Regions from separate parts of the Homo sapiens genome. Here region 1 is linked to region 2. Evidence: chromatin contacts called from ENCODE Hi-C or POLR2A ChIA-PET data. All regions are on one chromosome and are shown on one strand. Each heading gives the region's core, a stretch centred on a gene start or an enhancer-like site at or near the end of the contact. The rest is flanking DNA. Distances are from core to core; before and after follow the strand shown.

Region 1 (4,011 bases), core at 615-3,114, 85 kb before region 2:
ATGCTGATAGCCTGGCTGGGAACCTAAGACTGACCCTGGGCAGTCTGGTTCCTCACCCAGCTTTGGACCTGGGGGGCCCACTACAGTGCCTGACATGCAGTAGGTGCCCAGTGAGTGCTTGTTGATTGCACTTTGGTGAGATGGAATAAGCAGCTATGGGCTACGGCTGGCAAAGGTGCAGCATTGCTCTCTCTAGGCTGGAAACCTTTGCTTTGCCCCTCTGAGCTGCCATAGCTCAGGAAACAGGGAGGCACCAACACCCTGAAGAGGAAGTGCCTCTGGGCATCCAACTCACTGAAGTTGAGCCACAAGTGCGAGAGGAGATCTTCTCACCAGCACCCCTTTCCTGGAAAACCCTCTACTTTCTCCCTTGAGGTCAACAGGCTGTTTGCACCCATGATCCCTTAATGAGCTGGCCATGAAGTCTGAAGGTCTGGGTGAACAACGCTAAAATGCTGCTTGGAAAGGGGAGGCACGCCGTGGAGAAACGGGTGGATGTCCAAGCCCTTCTTCCTGAATCAGGCTTGACTGTCCTTTAGGGTCAAGAAAACCCCTTTGATTTCATAGTCCAGGCATGGTGGGGACAGGGTCACAGAGACCAACCACTGTTTGGTATGATTGGCTAGAGATGGGGACACAGCACCAACCTCACCACCACTAATGAGCTGCATGACCTTTCCTGCCCATCAGGAACAGGAAGTCAAGGCCCTACGTCGCTCTGGAGGCTGTGAACTCAAATGTGACAAAATAGGAGAATTGCTAGGAGAAGAAGCCAAGTGCTGTATAGAGGCTGGGCAGGACTGGGACAGCTGGTTCTGAGGAGGCTTGCCCTGAGAATCCCAAACATATGCCCTCGGGTCAGACATGGAACCTCCCTGAGCCTCTGTTCCCATTTCTTCATTTGTTGGTTCATTCATTCATTCAATAGCAAGTCACTAGTGACTCAGACAAGGGCATGCTTGCTATACCAATCTGGGCAGCAGTGAGGCTGTGGGGTGCCCATGTGGTATTTTGCTGTGTGATCTTGGTCAGGTCATTTCCCATCTCTAAGCCTTACAACCTCCAGCCTTGCAGGGTCATAAGACCCTGGAATCAGCCCACCTGTGCTGCAAACAACCTGGTTCCAGAGGCTGCGTAGTGTGGTGGGAAAGCAAGCTCTCCAGAAGCGGCAGGTGCGGATCCCTCTCCCAGCGCTGCCTCTTGCTCCAACCGGTTCTGAGTGTCCATTCTCTCTCTGGGGGTTGTGAGAATTCCTTTACTGCAGGAACAGCACTTGGGAGGTACCTGGTACCTAGTCAGTGCTTGATAAGACTTAGCTCTGTCTTTCACAGAATTCGCTCTTCATGAGAAAATAAACTTGCTGAGCTCTGGTTTATGTTGGTCTTGCAAAGCCTTGGTTTCATTCAGGGCGGTGTTGGCCCACCCTGAGTCTGAGGATGCCGTGTCCAGCTCCTCCTCTGCCTTTTCTGGATCTTCCCCCTCATGCAACCCCCAACCTCCACGAAAGGTCCATGCCTTCCTTGGGGTCCCTTGCTCTGTGAAATGCAGCGTCCTCATGCTCTGTTTCTTCTTCTCATTCAAACCTGCCATTGGAAAAGGGCTGGATGACTCATTTATATCAAAGAGTAAATGATTGATATGGCTGGGGCTTTTTCCTTGCAGGGGGCTACGTTTTGGAAGAAAACAAAGCCATAAATGGGCTGAGTGATTATGACAGTCCTTTGGGCATCGATGTGCAAAGGAGAGCTCTTTGTGGGTTGGAGGAACCTATCTGGAGGGGGCCCAAGAGTCCTGGGACACCAAGGCTGTTGCTGCAAATCGGCACAGCAGGGCGTCCTGGCAGTGACTCACCCTGGCAGGAATGCAGTGAGCTCCAGGCAGCCTCAGCCCTCCCCTCTGGCCTCTCTTGGACCTTCCTTCTGGTAGTACATCTGGACCCCAAAAGGCAGCTGTTTTGGGGGCTCCGCGGAACCCACAGACCTTCCCTGACTCAGCCCAGTTCCCACCCCCACTGGCCTTGCAGCTCCGTTTGTCCCTTTGCTCAGATCCCAGCTTCTAGGAGTTTCCTGGGATTTGGGAACAAGATGGCCTGATTTGTTCTAAGAGCGTTTTTGTTTATATTCCCTGGTTCTTTCTACTCTTGGGGGAAAGGAAGAAAATAAAAGAAAAAAAAGGGAGGGAGGGAGGAAGGGAAGAAAGGGAGGAGAGAAACTTGTGCTTTGACCAAAGAATTGAAATGGGATTTTCCCCTTTTTCCTTCTTCTTCATTTTTCTCCCCAGCAGCAAACTACCAGACTCAGAAATGGAAGAGTGGGGATGCCTTTGGCTTCCGGACGAGCCAAGGATGGCAGCTCTGCCTGGTAGGAGCGAGGGCCACCAGACCTCAGGGGCAAGACCTGGGCTTCCTGTCCTTCATCCCAGGGGAGTGTCTTGGGGGACAAGCTGACAAGGCCAGGAAGCGTCAGCATGTGGGTCTTCCCGGACCCCTCACCCACCACGCCGAAGTGTTTCATCACCCCCTTGCTCTCATACCTCACTTTTCATTCCATGCTGCACTCCCAAAATCAGAGAAGAGGAGGAAGAAGAAAAGGACAGGATGCCCACCACAGCCCCCATTCCATTTTCTTCTCACCCTGCATTATTCTCTGACATCGTGTTGTTGGTTTATTTGTGTATTCCTGTCTCCCCTCACCAGAACGTGACCCCAAGAGGGAGAGATGGGGTCTTTCTCATGCATTGGGTCGCCACGGCACCCATGGCCCAACTCTGGGACTCAGTGGATGCCAGGAGAGCAAGAGGAGGTGAGCTTACTCATCACCCTCAGCCTGCTGCAGCCACCAGCAGCCCTGGAAGCTCCAGTCTCCAGATTCCCTGCCCACACATGCACCATATGCACTCATGTGCATACATCCACATCCTTGTGTGCACATTCACACACACACATGCGCATTCACACACATGCATGTGTGCCCTCACACATACATTCACATGCACACACATACACACATGTCCACGTGTACACTCCATGCACACGCTCACAGGACCATGTTGAGAGGGGCTCTATGTCTCAGAGCCTCTGAGATGAGCGAGGGAACCCGAGGCCAGAGCCCTCAGCCCCCAGCCTTTGCCTGAAGAAGAGGAGAGTGACTCAGTTCTGCCTTCGTTGGGGTCCCTTAGCTCAAGGACAGAAGGTGCAGAGCCACCTGAGCTGCCAGGCCCCTCCCGAGAGTCTGACCAGCTGGAGGCTGAGGACGTGAGAGGCGGTGGTGGTGTAACTCTGTTTCTGCCTTACAGACCTTTGGCAGCCAGACCAGACTGGGGGATGTACCCCAACATGGAGGGCTGGGCTGGGCAGGGCAGGGGAGCCAGGAAGCCTCCCTGGTGCTGTCAGCTTCCTGGCCCACCTCTTGCTGCCCTTGGCTGGGAGAACAACATTGTTTGGAGGAGAAAGTGGGGCCTCTGCCAGAGCTTGTCTGGCTGAGCTGGGCTCGGCCTGGGTCCTCAGGAGCCCCTGGCCAAGAGGAGTCTGAGCAGTGGCCAGCTCCCTCAACAAGGGTGTGAGAGAGACTGAAAGAGCCCTGATACCTGCTACCTGCTCCTTCCCAGCCATCCTCTGCATAGCTCACGTTTCCTTTCCAGACTGAGCTGACCACACCCGCTTCAATGTCCTTGCTTCAATGGCTCCATTGTAGCTCCCAACTCGCTGAGTGTCCAACGCTTCCCATGAGTTATTGCAAATCCTTGCAAGGGGTTGTTTTACAGGTAGGGAAACTGAGGCTTAGAGATGTTATGTCATGTGTCCAGAGTTGCACAGCTAGTGAATGGTGGATCTGGGATTCAAAATGGAGTTGGTGATGCCCCTGGGTTTATTCTCCCTGCTTTGTATCAATGCCTCCTCCCCTGGGAAACTTTGTGCCTGGCACTAACTGGAGACTTTGCCACCTTGCCCTGTGCTACCCCCTCTCCCAGCACAAGCTGAGAAGAGAGTGTGGGAGAAGCACCCACTTCATG
Region 2 (3,913 bases), core at 349-2,848:
CTCTGCCTGTCTGTCTGCCCATCACATACCCAGTCCCACACCCGATGGCCTACCCAACCCCAAATGGTCGGGGTGACGTCATGATGAATCTGGCTAAATATTTGACTACACCGCTCGGACTTCACCTTGCCGCACTAAACTTGGGACTGATCCAGAGTTTAGATTGACCTTGCTGGATTTTGGACCGACCTCACCAAATTTCCGACCAACCACCCCAGTACATGCGAAGCCTGAACTTCTGTCTAGACTCCCAGGACTTTGAGATGAACTGACGGAGTTTCTGATTGATTTTGCAGAAGTTTTCACAGAACTTAACTGAAAATAATGTGGCCTGGCTTTCCTGAATTTTCATCTCACCTGACAGGTTTGACTGAAAAGTTGTAACCTATTTTACTGATTGTTATTTTAAAAACTAAGCTTCTTGGCCAGACGCAGTGACTCATGCCCGTCATCCCACCACTTTGTGAGGCCGAGACAGGAAAATTGTGTGAGCACAGGAGTTTGAGACCAGCCTGAGCAACATAGTGAGACCCTGTCTCTACAAAAAAAAAAAAATTAGCTTGTGTGGTGGTGCACGCCTGTGGTCCCAGCTACTCAGGAAGCTAAGGTGGGAGGATCATTTGGGCTCAGGAGTTTGAGGCCACAATGAGCAGTGATGGTGATTGTGCCACTGCACTCCAGCCTGGGTGACACAGCAAGACCCTTTCTCAAAACCAAACAAAACAAAACAAAAAACTAAATTTCTTGAGTGTTTGAGCTTTCCAAATTCTTTTACCCTGAATTGGCCAGATGAGGAGGTGCCCTCAGACCCAGACTAAATCAGGAAATCGTCAAGGAGGCTGAAGGGCTGTCCCTAGGCACAGGGCTGAACGGTCAGCACTGAGCCCCTGTCTGACATAAAGTCTCACACAGAGCCAGCACTTCTCACCTGGAGAGGGGATGGGGCGAGACAGAGGTGCGATTGGTTCCTTATCCCTCTTATGACACCTTCCAATATTCTTGCATCTATTTATTCCTTGCTGCCTCCACAAGCATTCTCTGCCTTCCTTCTCCTTGTTTCCAGCATTCCCCCAGCTCTTGGACTCAGGAGTTCCAGGAAACAATGCTCTTGAGTCAGTCCGCCCTGAGTAGCTTCCTGCTAAGGAGTCATATAAAACAGCTTCAAAGCGAGGGCTCTGGGCTCAGCCTGCCTGGACTTGGAGCTCAGCCCTGCCTGTTCCCCTGTTCCAGCTGTATGATCCTGGACATGTTAATGAATTTTTCTGAACTTTGGTCTCTTCACCCCCAACACGGGCAGAATTCCACTGCTTAGCTCTGGGGTTAGTTTTCATGTTTTCAGCAAGAATACTAACGACACTTAAAGCTTGTTGAGCACTCACTCTGAGCCAGGCACTGTCCTGGGCTGTACACAGCCTGAGACCCTCACTGAATCCCCGTCACAGCTCACAGGCTAGGAAGGGGCAGGCCCAGGCTATTCCAACAGGGCAGAGGCCTTGCCCTCAGCCACTCTGCACTCCTGCCTCCTGGGCTTACCCCTGATAGAGGCCGGGGCGGGGAGGGGAGTGGTTGGCTAGCATTCCCTTCCTCGTCATCATAATTATAATACTGTCATGACTGGCCTGTTTCTTGTTGGAAGAACTGGGCTGATCTCTGGGTTGTGTTTTGATGAGGCATTTGTTATTTGATAGTGTGACTTTATCTTCTTTTAGGAACACTGGAAAGCAAGGGCTATCCCCCGGAGCCCTGGATATTTTCTTTTCTTTTTTTTTTTTTTCGCTCTGTCGCCCGGGCTGGAGTACAGTGGTGCAATCTCAGCTCACTGCAAGCTCCGCCTCCCAGGTTCAAGAGATTCTCCAGCCTCAGCCTCCCGAGTAGCTGGGATTACAGGCACCCGCCACTGCAACTGGCTAATTTGTATATGTTTAGGAGAGACGGGGTTTCACCATCTTGGCCAGACTGGTCTCAAACTCCTGACTTCGTTATCCACCTGCCTCAGCCTCCCAAAGTGCTGGGATTACAGGTGTGAGCCACTGCACCTGGCCATCGCTGGATATTTTCAAACCCACGAGGGGTATCAGAGCCATGGGGCTAGTTCAGTTCTTTGGGACTTTTGTCAATCTGCTCACATCTAGTCTGACTTTGCCACATGAACCTCTTGGGTTTTTTTACTGGCAACTTAATGGGAACCAGATTTGCAAAGCATTCATCAGTCCATGGCACTGGTATTTGCCAGGCTGTAGGCTGTAAGCTAAGGACAATGACAGCAGAGAAACCAGGTCCTATTCCTGGTTTCTTTGAGCAACTCCTTTGAGCAACCTTGAGCAACTCCTGTGGCAGCACTGGTCTTGCTTGTCTTCCCCAGGGAGGGAGAAAAGGCAGGCATTTGGGAGGATGTTTGAGGTAAGAGCAATAGCTGTTTATTCCTCTCTGTAAGGTAAGGTCTTTCATGGGAGAGTTGGTAAGCGGTGCTGTGGGCTGCCATTTTCAGCAGCATCTGACTTATGTCCCTGCATTGTTCTATTTGTGTCCTGCCTCGGCAAATGCCTCCACTCCCCTTCATCTTCCCTCTTCCTTGCCTTTGCTCACTCCACTCTCTGCCCAGCATGTCTTCCTTTTCTCTTTCATACTTATTCAGCATTTATTGAAAGTCTTCTATATGTTAGACATGATTCAGAAGCTAGGGGCACAAACACTCAGTCTCTGCCCTCAGTGGCTCACAGTGGCAGAGACATGCAAAGTGTCAAGGAATCAGAAGCCCTGGACACCTAGGCCAGGTGGGTGGGGAAGGGGAAAGGATCAGGAAAGACTTCCTGTTGGAGGCAACATCTAACTAGATTTCTGTCTAGCCCACCTGGAGGACTCTTACTCACCCTTCAACACCCAGTTCTATCAGCACCTCTTTCTTGAAGCACTCCCAGATTCTCATAAGCAGATTAAATGTCTCTCTCTCAAACCCCCTGGGCTTTGCACATAGAAGAGATAGCACCAACACCTCATTGTTTGAGTCAGTTTCCCCCACCTCACCCCAAACTGCAAACTCCCTGAGGACAGAACTGGACTCATTTTTGTAGTGTCAGGGCCCTATAGGAGTATAATAAATGTTTATTCAAAGTCTGTATAGTTACACGTACTGTATCAACAAATACATGCATGTGTGTTTATGAGCTTATGTCTATGAGCCAAGGGCGTGGTAGTCTTGGTGGGGGAAGTTCTTACATCCCCTTCCTTAATATATTTGCCTTGTTATAGTCTCTTAGCTCCTCCCCCGTGACTCTCTCCTGTCTCCATGTGGACAGGAGTGACAGTGGCTCCCTGGTGTTTGAAAGTTGAAAGTTTGATGCAGGGGCAGGGATGGGAGAAACCTCTATCAGTGCCTCCCCCACAGCCAGCTCTGCCTGCCCCCCAGGGCTTGGGGAGCACACCAAGAGACAACCAGCACACCACAGCCAAAATGATCCTCCTCTTGCCCCCTTCACCTGCACTCCTGCCAAACCTGTCCACTGTTCCAACCTGCAGCTAGAGCTGGCTGGAAGGGTACCAAGGGGCCCCGGTGTCCTGACCGCTGAATATTCTGAACGGAGACCTAAGTTTGGATCACAGTTTAACTCCTCTCTAGTAAGTCATTTTCCAGCAGGGTCCTTCCCACTCTTGGATAAAGGTCAGTTGCATGGGTTCCCAAGTCCAGGCTGGACACCAACATGAGATGCAAAGAAGGCTGGGAGAAGGTCTCCCAGGGGCAGAAACCACCACAGCTTACCCAAAAGTGCCCCCATTGCCTGGGTATGATAACAACAGCCCTTGCTTCTATGTGGCCCTTTGTAATGGCCGAAGTCCCTCCCGTATATGGTCCATTCTATTAAGGTTTACTGAGCCTTCGTGTGCCTGGCCTTGTGCCTTGCTAATAATCACATGA

Evidence for each region. A loop is a pair of places that touch in the nucleus more often than their neighbours do. ChIA-PET counts read pairs that join two places held with the same protein, here RNA polymerase II (POLR2A). Pooled maps may share reads with other maps.
Region 1: a map of endothelial cell of hepatic sinusoid shows a loop between it and region 2 (2.7-fold over the local background). The contact joins the enhancer-like site here to the promoter of LINC02651 in region 2. A Hi-C loop is called at or near these places in 2 of 168 maps with a recorded cell type or tissue (endothelial cell of hepatic sinusoid and posterior vena cava) and 1 of 50 pooled maps. POLR2A ChIA-PET finds 5 or more read pairs at or near these places in 1 of 52 experiments (OCI-LY7).

The regions. Positions count from the first base shown.
Region 1 is chr10:69,767,389-69,771,399 of GRCh38, reverse strand. No RefSeq gene overlaps it. Among named protein-coding and RNA genes, the nearest start is that of COL13A1, 33 kb to the left of the region's middle. RefSeq lists enhancers at 1,602-2,365, 2,366-3,129, 3,130-3,894. Within about 2 kb of position 1,864, at least 2 of the 41 ENCODE cell types and tissues checked have a DNase peak (open chromatin) inside an H3K27ac peak, as active enhancers do.
Region 2 is chr10:69,682,134-69,686,046 of GRCh38, reverse strand. It overlaps LINC02651 (long intergenic non-protein coding RNA 2651), which reads right to left and starts at 1,598. Exons shown (of 3, transcript XR_946038.3): 1 at 929-1,598. RefSeq lists an enhancer at 1-191.